Regions from separate parts of the Homo sapiens genome. Here region 1 is linked to region 2. A link is a loop called in an ENCODE intact Hi-C map of the cell type or tissue named here. Cell type or tissue: Calu3. All regions are shown on one strand. Links, peaks and the distances in the headings refer to the core of each region. The heading gives the core; the rest is flanking DNA.

Region 1 (10,214 bases), core at 1,890-6,889, 50 kb before region 2:
ATAGCCATTTGGTTGCTGCCTTTGCTTTTGACACAGTGATAGGAGCATGTTATGGTCTCTGCAGTTTGATAAATGACTTTCCCATCATATTTTCATTTTGTGGCTTTAGGTCAGACACCCTATTGTGACTTGGTTGGTGTGGAGGCTGGTGTTTCACTGTATTTTTAGAATATTTAGTCTATTTAGAAAGTTTACATAATTTTGGTTACAGTGACTAAAGTGACTAGGATTAAAATAAGACTGGCTTTTACAAAAACAAACTCTTATAGCATTAGAAGATGGCAGTTCAAGCCAGTGTGCTTTTCAAAGTCCTTCAGATTCCAGGATTCAGTGCTTGAGATTGCAAATAGGGGTGCCCAGGGAGAAGAGACAATGCTTTGTCTCTGTTGTTATAGGAATGCAATGTTCCTGAGAGGCAAAATGAAAAAAAAAAGTCTATTTGATCAGGGTTTTTGGTCTAGTGTAGAGATGGCAAGTGAGTTTCATTTGTTTAACCAACTCTGAAAAATTGATAGTGGCTTCCTGAAGTATTCTATGGAAAAGGACTGAGATAGAGATTTACTAGAAAAGATAGCTACCAATGGTTGAGCATTAGAAGACAGTCAGGCTATGTGTAACATATTTTGATATTTCTGTACTAATGGGAAGCCAGAGAGGTAAACTCAAATACTCCATTTCTAGCTGATCTTTTCTGGAGAGTTGATGCCATACTTCAAATCTATTGAATTATAAATTCCCTGTGGGCTGATTTTTCAAAATAAATTCTCATATTTATAATGTATAAAGATGTAAAATATACATTCACAGCTATTACCTGTATATGTGTGAATGTGTGCATAAGTTACATATATGTATGATGCATATATTGCTTGCTTTTTAAAAACAGTAAAATACTTTTAATTTTTTAAGAATTGTACTTGAAAAATCTAGTTGAGATGAAACCAACTTTTGCTTAACAGTTAAATTAAACGGTATGTTAAGAGTATTTTTTTAGATGAGATTTTAGTGAGAGTTGAAATCGCTGGAAATTATACAGAAGGGTTCCTAGATGAGCAATATGTATGAGTGGTGGTCTATATTCAGAGTCTAAAAACCAACAAGCACCTTTTCTGCCTCAATGGGTATATATCTAGGTAATATAAATTTTTAGACACTTCCAGTTGTATTACAAGTTGTTTCTAAAAGATTTATGTTCATGTTACAAAATATGTCTGCTCATGTCTTTTTTTATTATAGAAGTGAAAGTGTTAGTGTTTTCTTAGTCATTTATAAGATTTCCTTATATATGCTGGTTACCAATCCTTTGTAACTGAGAATTTCAAATATATTTTTCCAGTTTGTGGATTACTTGTTCATTCTGTTTATGGTGACTTTTGATGACAAGAAGTTCTTAATTTTAATATAGTCAAATTTCTTCATCTTCTTCTTTGTGGTTTATGCTTTGTTGAACCTTGTTTAGGAAATTCTTCCCTACTCTGATGTCATAAAGATATTCTCTTATATATGATAAATGAATTCTCAAGACACAGTTACTAAACAATCTATCCTTCCTTCAGTGATATCTGAGGCACACTGTTGTGAATTGAGTTTCCACATATGTTTAGGTATTTGTCCAGTTCTCTATTCTTTTCCATTACTTATTTATCAATTTTGGCAGCAGAATTATACAGTCCCATTTCCTACAGCTTTATAAGTCTTCATATCTGATATTGCAGGCCCACTTAATACCACCACCCATTTCCCAACATGGTTTGTCTTCAGAAGTTTCTTGGCTATTGCTGATTTTGTACTTTCATATAAATTTTAGGATCAGCTTGTCAACTTCCATGGTAAATGCTTGTCTTTGCTTAGGTTCCCTACAAAATGGACTCTGAGATGGGAAACCCCTCTGTGCAGGGGTTTATATTCATGCAATCAATACCAGAGGAGTGAGACAAATGGGAGAAGAGAGAAAAATTGAATTGTGGCACAGATGCATCAGAGGCCTCAGTGAATATCATGGGGAGCTCTGGAGCTGGGAAGATTCTTCAGAGAATACCCAAATCAGGTTAAAGGGGCCAAGTGTCTTAATCCCCATATCTATGAGTCATTGCATGTGGACTGCTTCTGCGGAGGAAATAATATTTGGCAAGGCATAAGGTGTAAGGAAGGGATCCAGTTTCAGCTTTCTACATATGGCTAGCCAGTTTTCCCAGCACCATTTATTAAAAATCAATTCAAGATGGATTAAAGACTTAAACGTTAGACCTAAAACCATCAAAACCCTAGAAGAAAACCTAGGCATTACCATTCAGGACATAGGCATGGGCAAGGACTTCATGTCCAAAACACCAAAAGCAATGGCAACAAAAGCCAAAATTGACAAATGGGATCTAATTAAACTAAAGAGCTTCTGCACAGCAAAAGAAACTACCATCAGAGTGAACAGGCAACCTACAACATGGGAGAAAATTTTCGCAACCTACTCATCTGACAAAGGGCTAATATCCAGAATCTACAATGAACTCAAACAAATTTACAAGAAAAAAACAAACAACCCCATCAAAAAGTGGGCAAAGGACATGAACAGACACTTCTCAAAAGAAGACATTTATGCAGCCAAAAAACACATGAAAAAATGCTCATCATCACTGGCCATCAGAGAAATGCAAATCAAAACCACTATGAGATATCATCTCACACCAGTTAGAATGGCAATCATTAAAAAGTCAGGAAACAACAGGTGCTGGAGAGGATGTGGAGAAATAGGAACACTTTTACGCTGTTGGTGGGACTGTAAACTAGTTCAACCATTGTGGAAGTCAGTGTGGCGATTCCTCAGGGATCTAGAACTAGAAATACCATTTGACCCAGCCATCCCATTACTGGGTATATACCCAAATGACTATAAATCATGCTGCTATAAAGACACATGCACACGTATGTTTATTGCGGCATTATTCACAATAGCAAAGACTTGGAACCAACCCAAATGTCCAACAATGATAGACTGGATTAAGAAAATGTGGCACATATACACCATGGAATACTATGCAGCCATAAAAAATGATGAGTTCATGTCCTTTGTAGGGACATGGATGAAATTGGAAATCATCATTCTCAGTAAACTATCGCAAGAACAAAAAACCAAACACCGCATATTCTCACTCATAGGTGGGAATTGAACAATGAGATCACATGGACACATGAAGGGGAATATCACACTCTGGGGACTGTGGTGGGGTGGGGGGAGGGGGGAGGGATAGCATTGGGAGATATACCTAAGGCTAGATGACGAGTTAGCGGGTGCAGCGCACCAGCATGGCACATGTATACATATGTAACTAACCTGCACAATGTGCACATGTACCCTAAAACTTAAAGTATAATAAAAAAAATATGTATTTGGCAAGGCAACTTCCTTCAGGCAAAGGCAGTTCTTACAGAAAGAGTCAACAATAAACTCTCAGCAGTCAACGCTGAAGGCAGCTTGGAGAAAGATGTCTTAGTCAGTACAGGCTGCTGTAACAAAAATACCATAGACCAAGTAGCTTAAGCAACAGACATTTATTTCTCACAGTTCTGGAGCCTGGGAAGTTCAGGGTCAAATTGTCAGCAGGTCTGGTGTCTGGTGAGAGCCTGCTTCCTGGTTGGCACTCATTGCTGTCGGTGAGTTCAGTTCTCCAGTAACAATTCCAAGCTTAGAGAGAAGAGTTTCTCAGTGATGCTGCTGTCTGGCTCATGAACAAACTATTTATTGTCTAACAGTTGGAATGTCCTCAAGGCCCGCCTGTGAAATCACGTGGCCTTATAGGTTTTTGAGGGTGTGTTTTTGTTTTTGTTTTGGCTTTATATAGTGTATCCACTTTCACATGCCCACATCTCTAAACTTTTTGATCCTTTCTTTTGCTGTTAGCATTCCAGCATCTCTACTTTACTTGGTGGGTGCTACTGAATTTTCCAGGCATCCAAGAACTAGCATAGCAGTGTATTAACATTATTTCCTGGGGTCCTTGCTCAGTGATTAAATCATGTAATGTACAAATGTGTTTCCAAATTTGAAAAAGTCTCCCTCATTCAAATTATGACTGACTGGCTTGACTCAGCACCTTCAGATGCACTGCGTATGTCTTCCACCACCTTTGCCTACACATGTTGACCAAGCCCTGCAGCTCCACAGTGCTCTCTAGAACATTTTTTGGTATGAGGTTGGTGCAAAAGTAATTGCGAGTTTTGCCTTTGCCATTACTTTTAATGGCAAAACAACAACTACTTTTGTGCCAGCCTAATCTTTTTGGGGGACTGTTCATTGAATCTGTAGTTTAATGTAGGGAAAATTGAGGTTTTATTCAGGAATAGTTTATTTCTTTCCATTTGTTTAGGTCTCCTTGATGATTTTTAATCAAAATTTCATAATTTGCTATGTTAGGGGTTTGTATGCCTTTTAATAGAATTATTCCTAGTTATTTTTGTATCTTTATTTGCCACTGAAAATATCTTTCTTTTTTATTTTTATTTATTTATTTTTTTGAAACGGAGTCTTGCTCTGTCACTCAGGCTGGAGTGCAGTGGCATGATCTTGGCTCACTGAAACCTCTGCCTCCCGGGTTCAAGCAATTCTCCTGTCTCAGCCTCCCAAGTAGCTGGGACTACAGGTGCAAGTCACCATGCCCAGCTAAGTTTTGCATTTGTAGTAGAGATGGAGTTTCAGCATATTAGTCAGGCTGGTCTCGAACTCCTGACCTCAGGTGATCCACCCACTTTGGCCTCCCAAAGTGCTGGGATTAAAGATGTGAACCATGGCACCCTGGAAAATATCTCTTTTTAAACTGTTTATAACTGCTTGTTCCTAATGCAGAAATACAACCAACTTTTCTATATTTTCATTATCAAGAAACTTTTCAAACTTTTTTATTAAATTTCTTAGTTTTTCTGTAGCTTCTTTTAAATTTTCTACTTATATATAAAATTATATCACCTGCAAAAAATGAGAGTTTTGATTCTTCTTTTTTTTCTTATTGCTTTTATTTTTTTCTTATTTGATTGAACTATAGATTCTATAGTCAACGGTTGAAGAGAAGTGATGGTAACAGGTATCCTTATCTTTCTCCTAATCTTAAAGGAAATGCCTTCAACATTACAGTTAGGATTGGTGTTTGTTCTAATTTTTTTATTTATTTGTTTTTACTTGCCTTTTATAAAATTAGTGGTTTCCTTCTATTCCTAATATGCTAAAACATTTTTTAAAAATTATCTATATATATATATATTGAACTTTTAAAAATGCCTTTTCAGCATCTATTAAGATAATCATCTACCTTTCTCTCTTTAATAATGTAACACATGCCATTAATTGATTTTCTATTATCAAACTAACATTGCATACCTGGGATAAATTCACCTTACTCATGATGTACTAACTTTTTATGTATTGTTACATACAGATTGTTAATATTTTATTTAATTACTAATATTTTACATTTTTGTTTGAAAGTGTGGTTGTTGTATCCTTTTTCTTTATGTGACAGTTGTAGTCAGGTTTGGGCCTAAAAATGCTGAACTCATAAAATGAGATAGATGTGTTCCTTCTTTCTCTATTTTCTGTAAGAGCTTTATAAAAAAACTAAAATTATTATTTTTTCCTTGAAATTGTGGTAGAACTACTCTATAAAGTTGTCTGGGTTTGATGTTTTCTTTGTGGGAAATTTTTATTGACTTTGAGTCATCTTTGCTCAAGGATAATATGTATTTCTTGCTATTTTCTGAGACATTAAGGGACCGGCAGGTGAATCATAGTACTATTACTTTACCAAATTATACCAGCATCATTATCTATGAGAAAGAATATACTTACTGAAGTTCTATGAACAGTAGCTGGAAAGTACTGAATATTTTTGTTTCTATGGCAGAATTCCTGGCATCTCATTAGATACTACTTTGCAACTTACAGTCAAGTAACAAAAAATAAATTGTTAATGTTATCTGTATATTTTGTATATTTGCATTTGCAAAGTAGTGACGTTAGGACAGAAGATAAATTTCCTGAGTAGCAAAATTGTATTGGCATTATTACTGATTCAGACTGATTTTCAGATTTTTAAATCATTTTTATTTGTGCACGGCTTTACTTTCTTTTCACCATTCTCTGGATATGATAGCTAAAACTGGACTCTACTCCCTGGATGTGGGTAGACTATGTAAGGTCTACTGTCTCCTCACTATATTTAGGTACATATCTGTCATTATGATTTTCCAGTCTGACATGTAAAGAGCTTGGAAGTCATCACTCATCTTCTCACAAAAAGACAAAAACTGAACAAACTGAAAATCAACAACTCTTCTTAGAGGCATCAGATAATTGAGAGCAGACCGCTGCTGCAAACACTGGAGAGAGAGTCAGATACTAAGAATCATAGTTTACAGGAGCTGAAGCTGAGGAGCAGAAGCCAGAGGCTGGAGCCGGTGCTGGTAAGAACATTTAAACTATAATTGACAAATTGCTATAGGCTCAATGTGGATAAACTTGAGAGTTACAAACTCTGGGGGCCCAGCTCTGGGAGGGCCCACATGTTTTTTGTTTTACCTCCAAGAGCACCACCATGTTCTTTTGGTGAAGATTGGAGAAAAAAATCCCAGTCTTTCTGGCAGGGAGAGTAACCATTTTTAAATACACCCAAAGCTCTCTGTTCTCCTTAATAAAAGCCTGCCCTCAAAGGAGATTGTTTTGCCAGAGCCTAATCTACGGAAAGGGAAATACCCAACTCCAGCCCCCTTTAGCCTTCCCTTCTCACCTAAGGGATGAGGAAAAGCTGAGAAGCACTTGTGAAAGTCACAGTGCAGGGCACAGCCTCACTATAAAACTAAGACTTCATTATAAAATTACAGAATGGTTCTCTTCTTCCATGCTTTACCACCACATCAGTAGGTCTCCTGTATAATAATGATGGATTATGAGAAGAACTGCAGGGCTCAGAAGATATTTATGGAGTCTCTAGGGAAACACAAAGACAAGTGAAACAAAAACCAAGACACTGAAAAATAATTCCAGCCTCAGACACCTACAGCTACAGCAAACATTAAACATGACCTAGCTCTTAGACAGATAAAACTGTAATTCTAATATTGCATTGAACGTGTGTGGTCACTCCCATTTTGACTTAAAGAGGCAGTTTTTGACACTGTTGTTGGAGTTTGTTTTTGTTGTTGTTTCTTTTTTATCAGTGGTGCTAGTAAGTCACATCCTACATTTTATACATTTCATCTTACTTTTGGCTCTGCTTATTGGATATTTATGCTTGTTAATGATCAGTCACATTTTAAGGTTTCTTGGCTCTACCTTGACATTGTCTATTCCATGGACATCTGTCATTGTCCATTCCAGTTTTACATTGTCTGAATTAGATGAACATATTAACTTTATTAGGCTTTTAGATCTGTTAAGTTCTAGGAGCTCCTCTCTAAGCTGAATCAAGCCGATTAACAGCCCTCCTGCTTACTCATCTCCAGTTATCTTTGGTCATGATGGTAAGAATTTCCATAAGAGAGACTTTCTCAAGCTTCCTTGTTAAAAAGCTTGCTGAAGTTCAGATATATTGGGACAGTGTAAGTAGAATATACAATTAGCAAATTCCAATACAGAAAGCGATATGAGTTTAGTGTGACAAATACAAACTGATTTCAACATTTGGCAACTTCAAGTTCTCCCTAATCGGGTTGTTGTTTTCATTTTCAACGATAAGTAAGAATAAAGCCATACTGGGTCTTTGTGATAGATGAGAAAATTATAAAGAATTTTAGAAGACAGGATTCTAAGAAAAATATATGTCTAAAAATATCGGTAAAATAACACATATAGGCTTTGGAAGAATTATGTCTATTTTTATCAGGAGAGAATCAACATATATGTAGCTTACAGATGCTCCAGGGTCTGGGTTCTGAGAGGGGCTACCATGATTGTTAGTATAACAGCTTTGCTGCATCCAGCTGCCATTTAGACTTTCAGAAATGGACTTAGCCCCTGTTAATTTTCCATATCTGTGAAATGTGGATAGTAATAGTTCCTACCTCAAGGATTGCTGTGATGATGACTACTGGAATATAGCAAGTGAACAGTAGATGTTACTTCTACCAGTTTTCACAGAAACAGGGATGTCATGGTATGGACCATATTTCTGGAAGATAAGTAAAAATTGGTGCGGATGACAGGCAAGTAGCATGGTTAAAGAAGAATAGTAAGAATACTAGCATTAGCATAAGAATACTCATACTAATACCAAAAGGTATCAGGATCTAATTGCAGCTGGACAACAAACTTCAACAACTTGGGCTAAATTGTCTTGATTATATATCTTTCCAAGAGCACGCAACTGAATGGAGATGAGACTTGGCATGGTAGGGTGGGCAGTGGTGAGGGTCCATAACAGGAAATTCCAAGGAAACTTCCCAGGAGGAAATGAAAAGTTGTTTCATTCTTCCCATTTTATTACACAGCATTGCATTTCAGGACACCTCAAAATTCTATTGTGAAAAGAAATGACAACTTTCTCTAGAGACAACCCAAAGTAGATTAAAAACCCATCTCCACTAAAAATACAAAAAAATTAGGTGGGTGTGGTGGTGCGCGCCTGCAGTCCCAGTCCAAGGGGGCTGAGGCAGGAGAATTGCTTGAACCTAGGTGGGGGGAGGTTGCAGTGAGCTAAGATCATGCCACTGCACTCCAGCCTGGGCAACAGAGCAAGACCTATCTCAAAATTATAAAACAAAAACAAAACAAAACAAAACAACAAACCAAAAAAACAAGTGGAAACACACACACACATGCACACACACACACACACACACACACACAAACCAAAAAAAAAGAATGGCATCTCTCTAGGAAGAAAAGTTAACTATAAACCACCTAATAAGAAAAGTTGTCCAGTCAGTGGCCTTAGCTATCCAAGACTCTAGGTCATCACTCAGCCAGGGCCCTTGGAGTAAACAAGTAAACATGAGGTGATAGGCCCATGGGCCTATCTAATTTGTTTTAGGATCAAGAACCCAATAATGCTGCCACTTGCAGCTAAATTGCCTTAGTTATTTTGTTATAACCTGCATATCACCCTTTAGTGGATGTCTTAGCTAAACATGGATGCTGACACAAAGGCTAAGAGGGAGCTTATGGGGACCCCGAAATTTTTGGAAGCATGATGCTAATGTGATGTTTTTTTAAAATCTTTCAAAAAAAGCTTATGTAAGATCCTCTGTAGTACTAAGAGTTATATGATATTTTGAAAAATATGCAATTTCCCATTTTTCCTTGCTTTTTATTATTCATGAACTTTTCCCAATCCACCTATTATCTATGAGAATATTAAGTACAAGAAAACAGTGCTCAGCTTTGACTTCAAAAGCAAACTCCCCAAAACTGCCTAAAAGAGCATACAGTTTAATAAGTGATGGGTGGAATGCCTCAGTTGGGAGATAAAGGATGTGAGTGTTTGCCTGGAGGCCTGTGAGGAATCTTCTGGACTTAGAAGAGAAGAACAGAATTAGTATTCAGAGTCTGCACAGCCTTTGCTCTGTCAGCTCTATGCAGCACTAAGGAACCTTTTGTGAGCCAAGCCAATGATGCCCATGGGCCATCAATGCCCTCCAGGTGAGCTCCCACTGCAGGTGTCTGCATTGCCCATTGATTGTGCAAGAGGAGAGTTCCCTGCTGCGCTGACGGTCAACTTGTCTAAATTACCTCAGTAAGCAACCAACCCGTATGCCCAGGATACTTCCAAGCCCCCCAAATAGAGAATGGTTTTAAGATACTCAAGGAAGCAGTGGAAATATGGAAAGTTTTGGGTGGTATTGTTTAGATCCATCTCAAAAACCCTTCACCTGCCCCACCACCAGCCCCCAGAAGAGGGAAGCCTTTGGCCCTGATGAAGGAATCATAATACAACCATGAAAGAGCACAGACTTTCTTTTATCCTGCTAGTGTCTGTTTTCCAACCATTCTGCTGTGAATTTACTCTAAAAAAAATAGCTACTGGAATTGGAGTGGACATGAGTGGCAGAATATTTAATATCAGAGAGGACATATAACTTGGTAGAAGCACATTATTTAATATTTAAAAGTACACATCTTGAAGCCAGGATCGTCGTATTCTTAGGTTTCCGGCTTTGAGTGAACTACTCATATGAGCCTGTGTTTTCTCATTTGTGAAAGGAAAATAATGCTGTCCTCAGCCTTATAAGACCTA
Region 2 (10,214 bases), core at 2,792-7,791:
CTTGAATATATAGAATGCACTCAAACTTAATATGTCCAAAATGGAACTTTCATTTCCCACCCAAATCCTTCCCACAGTTCTCCCTATTTCAGTAAATACCAGCTCAATTTTTCCAGTTATTCAGGCCAAAATCATTATAGCCATCCTGAAATATTCTCTCACATCCCGCATTCCATCCAACAGATCCTGCAATCTCTACCTTCAAAATATTTCCCAAATCTGACTAGTTAAGATATTCAACCACTTGCACCCTGGTACAAGTTTCTGTCCTGAGTCACATGCTATCATGTGATTTAAATGTTCGAAAAAAAAAGATAAGGGTGATTAGTGATGACTAGAACTATTGCAAAAATCATTTTGCAATAAAGGCAATAAAGAAGGGTCAGAAATTCAGAGCAATGTCATAAAGAAATGAACTGATCTAAAAGGCAGACCCATCACAGGGAGGAAATTTCAAAGGAAGAAGACTGGGCCTACCACCCTGTTACCTTGGAAATAAGTAAGACCAAAGGGTGGGAAGGGAAAAGACTTGATTCTTTTCAGAGAACAAAAAAGTCTGTCTTCATTATGCAAATACATGCAATGCACAGTAGTTTGAGGAACACTAATGGAATGTTTTTATTGCTTTTCTTTGTAAATTACAAATTGCTCATTCCTGAAGATGAAATTAAAATGAGCCATTGAGTAAATTACTTCCAAAACAAGTTAGTGGAAAATGTGTAAACCTGTGAGTGAGTAATATTAAATCCTTATATGTTTCATAGGAACTTAAACTCTAGGCACACACAATGTTTTATACCTACAATGACTGTACTTTTTTTAACTTATTACATAAAATTACATATATTATAGTCCAAGCACAGTGGCTCACACTTGTAATCCCAGCACTTTAGGAGGTCAAGGCAGGAGAATGGCTTAAGGCTAGGAGTTTGAGATCAGCCTGGACAATACAGCAAGACCCCGCCTCTGCAAAAAAATAAATAAATAAATTAGCCAGGAGTGGTGGCACACACCTGTCATCCTAGCTACTTGGGAGGCTGAGGTGGGAAGATCACTTGAGCCCAGGACTTCAAGGTTACAGTGAGCCATGATGGTGCCCTTGCACTCCAGCCTGGGTGACAGAGCAAGATCTTGTCTCTTAAAAAAAAATGTGTTATTGAAAGTTTAGAACATAGCTATAAACATAAGAAGAAAATATAAATCAAAACAAAACAGCCAATGTAAGCGTTTTGGTTTATAATATTCCAGATTTTTTCTACTAAGTAAATATATGATTATAAAAAATTGTAGTTATTACTACTTAATAGCCTGTTTTGTTGATGAAATAATTTTTCATGAATATTTATCAATGTAATTATGTTATTGTCTCTTGTAAGCTATTAGCATAATTATATAAATAACACATTATTAGAAATTAAACCATTTTACAGTTTAAAAGTTAAAGAAAAAAATAAAATTCAAAGAGGTCATGGCATATTAGTATTTTAATTTGAGGCTGGATTGATTTGCTAATATTTTCCTTATAATTATAGGTTTGTTATTGTGGGATATTTGTCAGGTATTGATTTCAGGACTATGCTAATTTATAAAATAAACTAGGATATTATACATAAATTAGAATTGTTTTCTATGCTTTAAAACAATGTTTTTCAAATTATCTGTGGTGAAATCCTTTATTTCAATTTCCTATCCATCATGCACTGCTATTTTGGTTAAAACAAAGCAAAAAGAAATTACTAGAAAAATAAAACAAGAAGCCAAAAACAATCGAAATAAAAGCTTAATTTCTTTATGAATAGATTCAATAGGCATCAGGTTACTCTACCAAATTGCTGTAAAAGTTTCTAAATGCTGACTATTATTGCCATATTTATCTTGACCACGTAACAAATAGTTGATGACCACCAGCAGTCCATGGACCACATTTTGAATAGCCCTACCTGTAAGAAGAGGCTTATTCTTTTTAATAATTCACATTTATCAGCAAATTTGCTGTTAAAATGTTACCATATTATATGCATTTTGATTTATTTACAAATCATATCTCTAATTAAAATTATTTTAATAATATTCTGGATGCTTAGATTTTAAGTACTCAGCATCCTGAAGACCTCATCCTTTTATAAACTAATTCACAGGTACAATATACAATTAAAATAAGGTTTGCTCTTGCCGATACTGTGTATGGATCTCTATTTTCCAGTAACATTCCTGATCATTTAAAATTATTCAGCCAATGTTTTTAATATCTGATGAGGTCATAGTTGTGTCTGACTCATAATGTGACTGATGAAATCTTTTCTTTGAACAATCAATAGTAAAAGCATCATTTAATAGTGCTCTCTCTTCAATCTGTGGCTTCTCTTCAGGAATATAATCATGCCATTTGTCCATTTTGGGAGGATTCCTTTAATGACAACTATATGGTAGAACCCACATAGTTGCAAATTGCAGTGCAGTGTATAAGAGCAAACACACTGTTGAGGGGACCAGGTGGCACCCATACTTTCTTTCAAGAATATCTGTGGGGCCATACATGTGCATTGGCCATTTGACCATAAGAACTCAGAGAAGGAGCCAGGTCAATCAGTTAAATAAATGCTATTACAGTGAAATTGAAATTTCTTTCTTTTATTAAGAAAAATAAAGTTCTATTTTTTAATCCATCCTAATGGATTTTTAATGCAAACTTCATATTTAAAAAGACCATGGCTTTAGAACAGGCTTCTCAAAGGACAGTATTGTTCTCCGAGCATCTGTTTATTTAAAATTCAGATTCCCAGATCCCATCCCACAGCTACTGTATCAAAGTCCCAAAGAGAAGATGGGGAGAGGAGAGGAGAAAGGAGTCCATGTGTTTAATAACCTCCCCAAGTGATTCTTGTGCACATATATATATATACATACATGTAGATATGTGGGGGAGGACAGAGTCTTGCTTGTTGCCCAGGCTTGAGTGCAGTAGCATGATCTCAGCTCACTGCAACCTCCATTTCCCAGGTTCAAATGATTCTCGTCCTTTGGTCTCCCAGGTAGCTGAGACTACAGGTGTGTGCTACCACACCTGGCTAATTTTTGTATTTTTAGTAGAGATGGGTTTTGCCATGTTGGCCAGGCTGGTATTGAACTCTTGACCTCAAGTGATCCACCCGCCTTGGCCTCCCAAAGTTCTGGGATTACAGCCGTAAGCCACTGTGCCCGGCCAATATTTTGAACACCAATGCTTCAGAGCAATTTTAAAAATAATCATAGGCATTATGTATGATTCTCAAAGGCATCTTGCATAAAACTGGGCGGGCACCTTTATTGTGAAGCAGTTTCATACTTTCTCATCTTTTTCAGCTTTTTTCCCTATCATTTGAATTAGCCTATTCTTTCTTCTGTTTCTTCTTGAGTCAATGTTAGTAATTTTTTATTCTCCTAGGATATCATAATTTTAGTTGGCTTTTAATACAATCATTGTAAAAATTATATTTAGAAAATAATATAATATCCTTTTCTTTTCCATACCTGTCTGATTATGTATGTCCCTATATAGAGACACAAACTCCTAGCGATATCTTCAGTTTAAGGAAAATGGGAGAACAGATGTTTAAAATTTATTTAGCTTGAACACAAAGAGAATACAAACTGTTAGAGATATCTTTAAGGGGAATTTGAGAAGAGAGGTTTAAAATTTATTTAGCTCAAACACAAAGAAAAACAAAGACAGTCAAGTTTTTGAAGTCCACATAAAAGATGATAGTTTTTGAAAGCTGTTAGTTGATAAGAGCCAAGATTTTTGAGAGAATAATTTTTGGAAATCAAAAGGCAAAGATTTGAAAGATAAAGGTATAAAGTTAGCCTACAAATAAAAAATTAAGAGTGCAGTTTTCCAGGGAGTCAATGGGATGATAGAGAACCTGACAAGAACGGAGGTCAGGGTGACCTTCTGCATGGCTTGGAGGGATCACACAGAGAAGAGCAGAGATCATACTTGGAAAGAACTCAATCTCTGCCCTGAAGAAGACCATTATGGCCAGCCCAAGGGCAGTCAACAGGCGACAGAGCTAAGCCATGCTGAAGGCTGTCTGTCATGTTCAGTAGAGTGCTGCACTCTGTCCTGCCAAAGACAATTGCTAGCGTTGCTTTTCATTGTCCCCCGTGAAGGTTCTTCCTCTGATCGCTGCTTACAACTCATCCCATGAGCACCCAGTAGAAATGTCACCCGTGTACATCCTGATGTTTCAGTCAGCCCATCTCAACTGTACTATAAACATTTATCAATACCCCAGCACTTTTTAAGGCCCGTATAAGAAAGGGTAGAACTGTGGACACGGGAAGGGACCGGGTAGTGCAGAAGGAACCAGCAGCTCAACTTGGGTGGTTTCAGAAAAAACAAAACAAAAAAACAGTTCAAAACTTCACTTTGAGCCAGGACAGTGGAAAGAGCCACAGCTGTACCATTAGTGTCAGTATTTTTAGCAGAACCTACCTCCCTTAGGCTTCAACTTCTCTTACTGGAAAATTGCAACCACTCGTTAACTGATCTCCCTGAATCTGTTCTCTCCACCCTCCAGTCTTTTCTGTACATTGCTTGCAACAATTATCTTCCAAAAAATCAAATGTGGTCATGTTGCTCCTCTAGAAATTTTTATTACCTTGTTGTTACATACAAGAGGAAGGCCAGACTCAGCAGCATTAACTGTACTGCCCTTCAAAACCGAATCCCAGTCAAAATTTTAGCCTCATCCTATGCTGGTGTTTTAACTTGTATTTCAGCCATTCCAAACAGGGGAGAGCTTTTTCATACAATTGAATATTCACTTACTGTTCTTCCTCCTAGATTATCATGAACTTGGTTCTCTGCCCAGCAAACTCCTTCCCATCTCAACCTCTTCTCATGAACCTACAAAAATTATTTCCTTTCTCTGCCATTTACCGAGGTGCTTCATTCAGACTCACTTAAAGGCATCTGTCAGATCCTTGTATCATGATTTGCTCATGTGTCTCTCTCACCACTGGACTGACAACTTGAGAGCAGTGACTTCCTTCCACTTCCTCCTAGGAGCCACCCTATAAATGTTTGTTGAATGACTTAGTCCACAATGAGTGATACAGCTGACTAATATGAAACTAAAATGACCTTTGTTCACACAACAAACTACATTATTTTGTTGTTATTGTTCTGATCCAGTTTTTTTTGTACTTAGAAATTTATTTTATTTGTTCATCATGCATCGTTTCTCCAGATTTGGCCAATCGTTCCAGCCTGACAAGATAGTTTTATGTATCACCTTTTTAAAATTTTGAGTGTTATCCAAGGAATAACATCTCTTTCAGCTGCATCTTCAGCAACATTTATTATTGTGCCATCAATTTCCTCATCCAAGTTATAAATAACAATTCTGGACAGAGTGTTTTACATGACATTTATCTTATCTTCTCTAGGATTATACTTATTTCTTCTTTTCTTTTATCAACTGGATTGTGAACTCCTCAAGATGGGCATCATAGATCTCTCATGTTTATATTTTTTTAACTTTCTTGATTTTAGTAAATGCTACAGAATATCCAATGTCCCTTGATAATGGTGGCAGAAAGCTGATTCTGGATTCAGATGACCTAGGATCAGATCACAGTTCCCCACCTGGGTGTCAACTTAGACAAGTTCTTCAAACCCTTCAAGCTATCGATATAACATTTTCTCATATACAAAATGTGGAAAATAGTAGTACTTACATCATAGAATTGTCTTGAGTGAATAAAACAGATAATGTATATAGAACATTTAATACTATACTTAATACAGAGTAAATGTTTAATATAATAATAGAGATTATTAGAGGTGTTGAATAAAATAAATAATGGAAATATCAATGTCATCAAATCTGCTAATTTATTCATCACTGTCTATTTGCTAGGGCTGCCATTACAAAGTACCACAGTCTGGGTGGCTTCAGCAACAGAAATCTATTTTCTCACAATTCTGAGGCCCGATGTTTTGAGACCTTTATTCTTGGTTAGCAGATGGTCATCTTTTCCTTGCATCTTCATGTGGTCTTTCCTCTGTACATGTCTGTGTTCTACTCTCATCTACTTATAAGGACCCCAGTTTTATTGGATTACAGCCCACACCAATGAACTCCATTAACCTTATTTATCTCTTTAAAGACCCAATCTTGAAATACAGTCACATTCTTAAGCACTGAGGTTTAGGATACCAAACATGAATTTTTTGGGGTGGAACACAATTCGGGCTATGACAATCCGCAATAGAGGTCACACCCATTATAAGTAATATCTAAGTAGCCATAACCAACTGTATAACCAATAACAACTTCCTGGCTCTTCTTTTGTTTCTTTGTTTTTTTTTTGAGATGAGGTCTCACTCTGTCACCAGGCTGGAGTGCAGTGGCATGATCTTGGCTCACTGCAGCCATAATCTCCAGGGCTCAAACGGTCCTCCCGCCTCGGCCTCCAGAGTAATTGGGACTACAGGTATGTGCCACCACACCTGGCTAATTTTTTTATTTTTTAAATTTTTTGTAGAGACAGGGTTTCCTCGTGTTACCTAGGCTGGCCTCAAACTCCTGGCCTCAAACAATCCACCGACTCTGGCCTCCCAAAGGGCTGGGATTACAAGCATGAGCCACCATGCCTGGCCACTTGCCCTTCTTTTAAAAGGATTATATGTCCCCACCTTCTGCAATTTGATTGGCAGTGCCTCCAATGGAAGGGATAAATATTCATGCCCATTGCCGTCAGGCTCAGCCATGTGACTTGATTTGGTCCACGCAAAGTGAGTGTGTGTGCACACTTCACTACCAAGCAGAAGTTTTAAGAGCCATTGATTGTTTTCTTTAGCTATCTTACTCTTTTCTGTCTGCCACAAGGACCATATATCTCAAATAAGCGCTGCTCCTTCAGCCTAGTGCCCAGAATGAGCACTTTTTAGCTTTCAATGAGACATATTGGGCAGAGCTGCCTAGATAAGAAGCTGCTGCTAATGCACAAAGTCAAGTGACAAGTATATGGTTTTGGTTAAGTCACTGGGATTTGGAGGGATTGCTACTGCACTAAAGCTGCCGAATGTGATAACCAACAATGTATTATCCACAGATGCATATATAGCTCATTCGTTTTCCTTAAATTAATGGAAGGAATAGAAACCTGATATGCCATTGATAAGGTAATTCTAATAAACCCACACTGCAAAAAGAGGAGCAGGGTATCAAAAATTTCATGAGGGATCAAAGACTTATTTATTGGACATTGGACATTCTTAGTACTTTTCCCATTTATATTATATGTAAGAACATGGGAGCTTCCCTCATGCGTAAATTTTCTCTCGAATATACAGGAATTACAGATTTTGCAGGCAGAATGGCAGCTTTTCAGCCCTGCTTTCCTTGTTCTGGAGAGAAATCTTCTTCTGTTCTTGGAGAATCACAGTGGATACAGAAAGTAGGAACTGTCTGCTCTCACTTGGCAAACACAAAGGCTCTGTAATGCGGTAGCACTTCACTCACACCAGTATCAAATTTACCAAAACACATGCTAGGTTCACAACTCAATTAAAGAACCATTCTTCAACTTTCTCTTATTTCCCAGTTTCTAAGTGAACGTGACAACTGAGCCAAAATGTAAGGAATGAGCAGGATTTGAGCTGCTCAGACAGGAGAAAGACATTTAAGGCAGATGGTGCAGCTTAAACAAAGGCACGAAGTATGTTGGAATATAAGCCGTTGAGGGTGGTTGGAGCAGAGGGTAGAGGAGTGGCTACAGATAGGATTGACAACTTAGCTGGAGGACCACCCTTGGAGGCCAGTGTCCTTGGTTCTACACCAGAGCACAACTCAACAAACAATGGGTAAACACTTTTAAGTTTTATGGATCATAAATTTATATGTTTCTACCTGATTTTAAAATGACTTCTCCATAATAAATACATCATTTTGCATAGCAGTTAAAAACATGGGTATTTTCAGCAGACAGCTGAATTCCATACTATAGCTTCTCCATGGGTGTGCCCTACTGAACCTGGGTACATTGATTAACCTACCTGAGGCTCAGTTACTTCTTCTGAATAATGGTGGTAATAGTGATCATCATCCTTCTATAATGAGGATCATTGGCTATAAAGATGCATGTAAATTCTTGGCAAAATATCAGTGTCAAAAGTAAAAGTTCCAGAAATGGTGCTTTCTGAAACTGTTGTTATCACCATTGTTCAGAAATGAAAGCTTAGTCATATGCCCCTATGAGGTTTGACCACCTACACCCCTTAGTCGTGCTCTGACATTCTAAATACTGCTTCTTATCTGTCCTACAAGGTGCTTAAGACAAAGTCAGGAAGAGACATGACAATTCCTTGATTGATGTGGACTAAATGCAGAGCCATAGTTATGCCTCTCAGTGCCTGTCTCAACTCAAACAGGGCTAAGCTCACACAGTTCAAAGGCAGCTCAGCTGAAGGCCTGTCTTTCCATGGTGACCACACCAGATACAATCATGGAGCAGGAAAGAAAGAGAATGTCCCTGATGACTCCTGTTCTGGAGACTCTCTGGGAAATCAGTCTTCTTGGCCACTATCAAGGCTTGGGGGCAGCTTGGATTGAAAACTGTGGCACTGCATTAGTAGGCAACTTTCCTCCATGAAAATATTATTTTTCTTTCCTTTATTGAATTACTGGCTTCATTATTTTGAAATTTATTTGGGAGAGGAAATTTCTGCCTTCCTTGAATTAAAACCTGTGGTTAGGCAGCGGTTCTTTTGTACGTATGACGTTTGCTAGGGTTTTGAAGAAAGGAAGGGATGAAGGAAAAGAAAATGATGAGGATAAAACCACCAGTTGTCTTATTTCTTCTTAAATATTTTCTAGTTTCAGATGAAAGTGTTTGATCACTGAGTATTTAAAACAATATTGTACTGTGAGAATTTTGAGAGAGTGTTGTCAGAGAAATGAGGAATGGCATGATCCAGAATCATTTTTCCCTTTTCCCACAAAAATGAAAACATGAGCACAGGGCTTAAATGGACAGTAAACATTGGTATTTTTTTTTTGCACTATTTCCCCAAAATCTAACCAGAAAAGTTACTTCCCTTATCAATCACATAATCTTAATAAATTATATTGACCTAGTTTATGATATGGAATATCAGTTGGAGTGTCCTAGCTGCTTTTTTATTGCTGATGGGTTGAGTGTTCCCCTTAAATAACACATTTCTATTAGGTGATACTGACTATTCTAGATAATGTTGTTTTAAATAAATGAATTACAGCAATCAGTTCTCTCTCTCTCTCTCTCTCTCCCATATCTCCTCTATTTTCCTCTCTGTCTGTCTCTTCTTCTTCTTTCCTTCTGTTCTCTTTCTGAAATTCTTTTGTTTATCTACCATTCATTCATTTAATCTACATTTACTAGCACTTAAAGAAGCTTGGAGAACAGAGCAGGGAAGACTTGGAAAGAATCATAATTCAGAAAGATACAGCAGCCCCTCATCAATCATAAAGGTAAGATTTCTCAAAATAGTCAAGGGAAAAAATTAAGTTCTTAAAGGCATAAATCAGATGAGTGTTTTGAACTAACATGCAGGCCTTTTAAACTGCCTATTTTTATTACCTGCAATAACCAAAATAGAATGTCCTCTGTTTTTCCTATTTTCAAACTTCAAGTTCATGACTACCTCTGACTGGGTTCACTGAGTTTCCAGAGACACAGAGTGGTTTGACTTTTGGTGTGAAGGGTGAGAAAAAAATTATTTTAATAACTGGTTAACTTGGTTTGCTTATTAGGCAAATAAATTGATACATATCTCTGCCTAATTTTTAGGATATAGCATGATGTTGATGACAGGTGGGGAATTACCTGTTCATCATTGAAGCTCCAGAAGATGTGAGATGCTCAGCTCAGAGTCTGTTTGCCAGGTGTTTCTTCTCACATGGCCTGGAGGGAGGGGTGGGATGACTTATAAATATGCTTCTGCCAAGGAGACAGTGAATGCCCAGACTGGAGTATATTTCTTAAAAAAAAAATACCCGCAGAGTTGGATTAAAGGAAAGATATGTGTTTACATCCATTTTGGTGTATTACTACCCTATTAACAATAAATGCTTTTATGTTTATGTTCTGTTAAAAAAAATCATACCAGTAGTCAACTCTCATGGAAACAACTGACTTAATTAGCAAAATACCTTAATTAACCACTTGAGATTAGGAGCTGAGTCACT

Evidence for each region. Hi-C counts contacts between places; a loop is a spot of excess contacts. Peaks named below come from ENCODE experiments on the same cell type or tissue, not always from the same donor. Only the 100,000 strongest peaks of a DNase experiment are listed, where the experiment ranks them.
Region 1: a loop joins it to region 2, with 2.2 times the contacts of the local background. A loop is called at or near these places in 2 of 110 quality-filtered maps.

The regions. Positions count from the first base shown.
Region 1 is chr7:38,021,543-38,031,756 of GRCh38, reverse strand. All of the region lies in intron 2 of LOC105375236 (a long non-coding RNA gene), which reads right to left. Among named protein-coding and RNA genes, the nearest start is that of EPDR1, 110 kb to the right of the region's middle. In Calu3, for the core only: no CTCF peak of the experiment used is centred there; no DNase peak of the experiment used is centred there.
Region 2 is chr7:37,972,255-37,982,468 of GRCh38, reverse strand. No RefSeq gene overlaps it. Among named protein-coding and RNA genes, the nearest start is that of EPDR1, 57 kb to the right of the region's middle. RefSeq lists a silencer at 6,868-7,162. In Calu3, for the core only: no CTCF peak of the experiment used is centred there; a DNase peak (open chromatin) is centred at 5,018.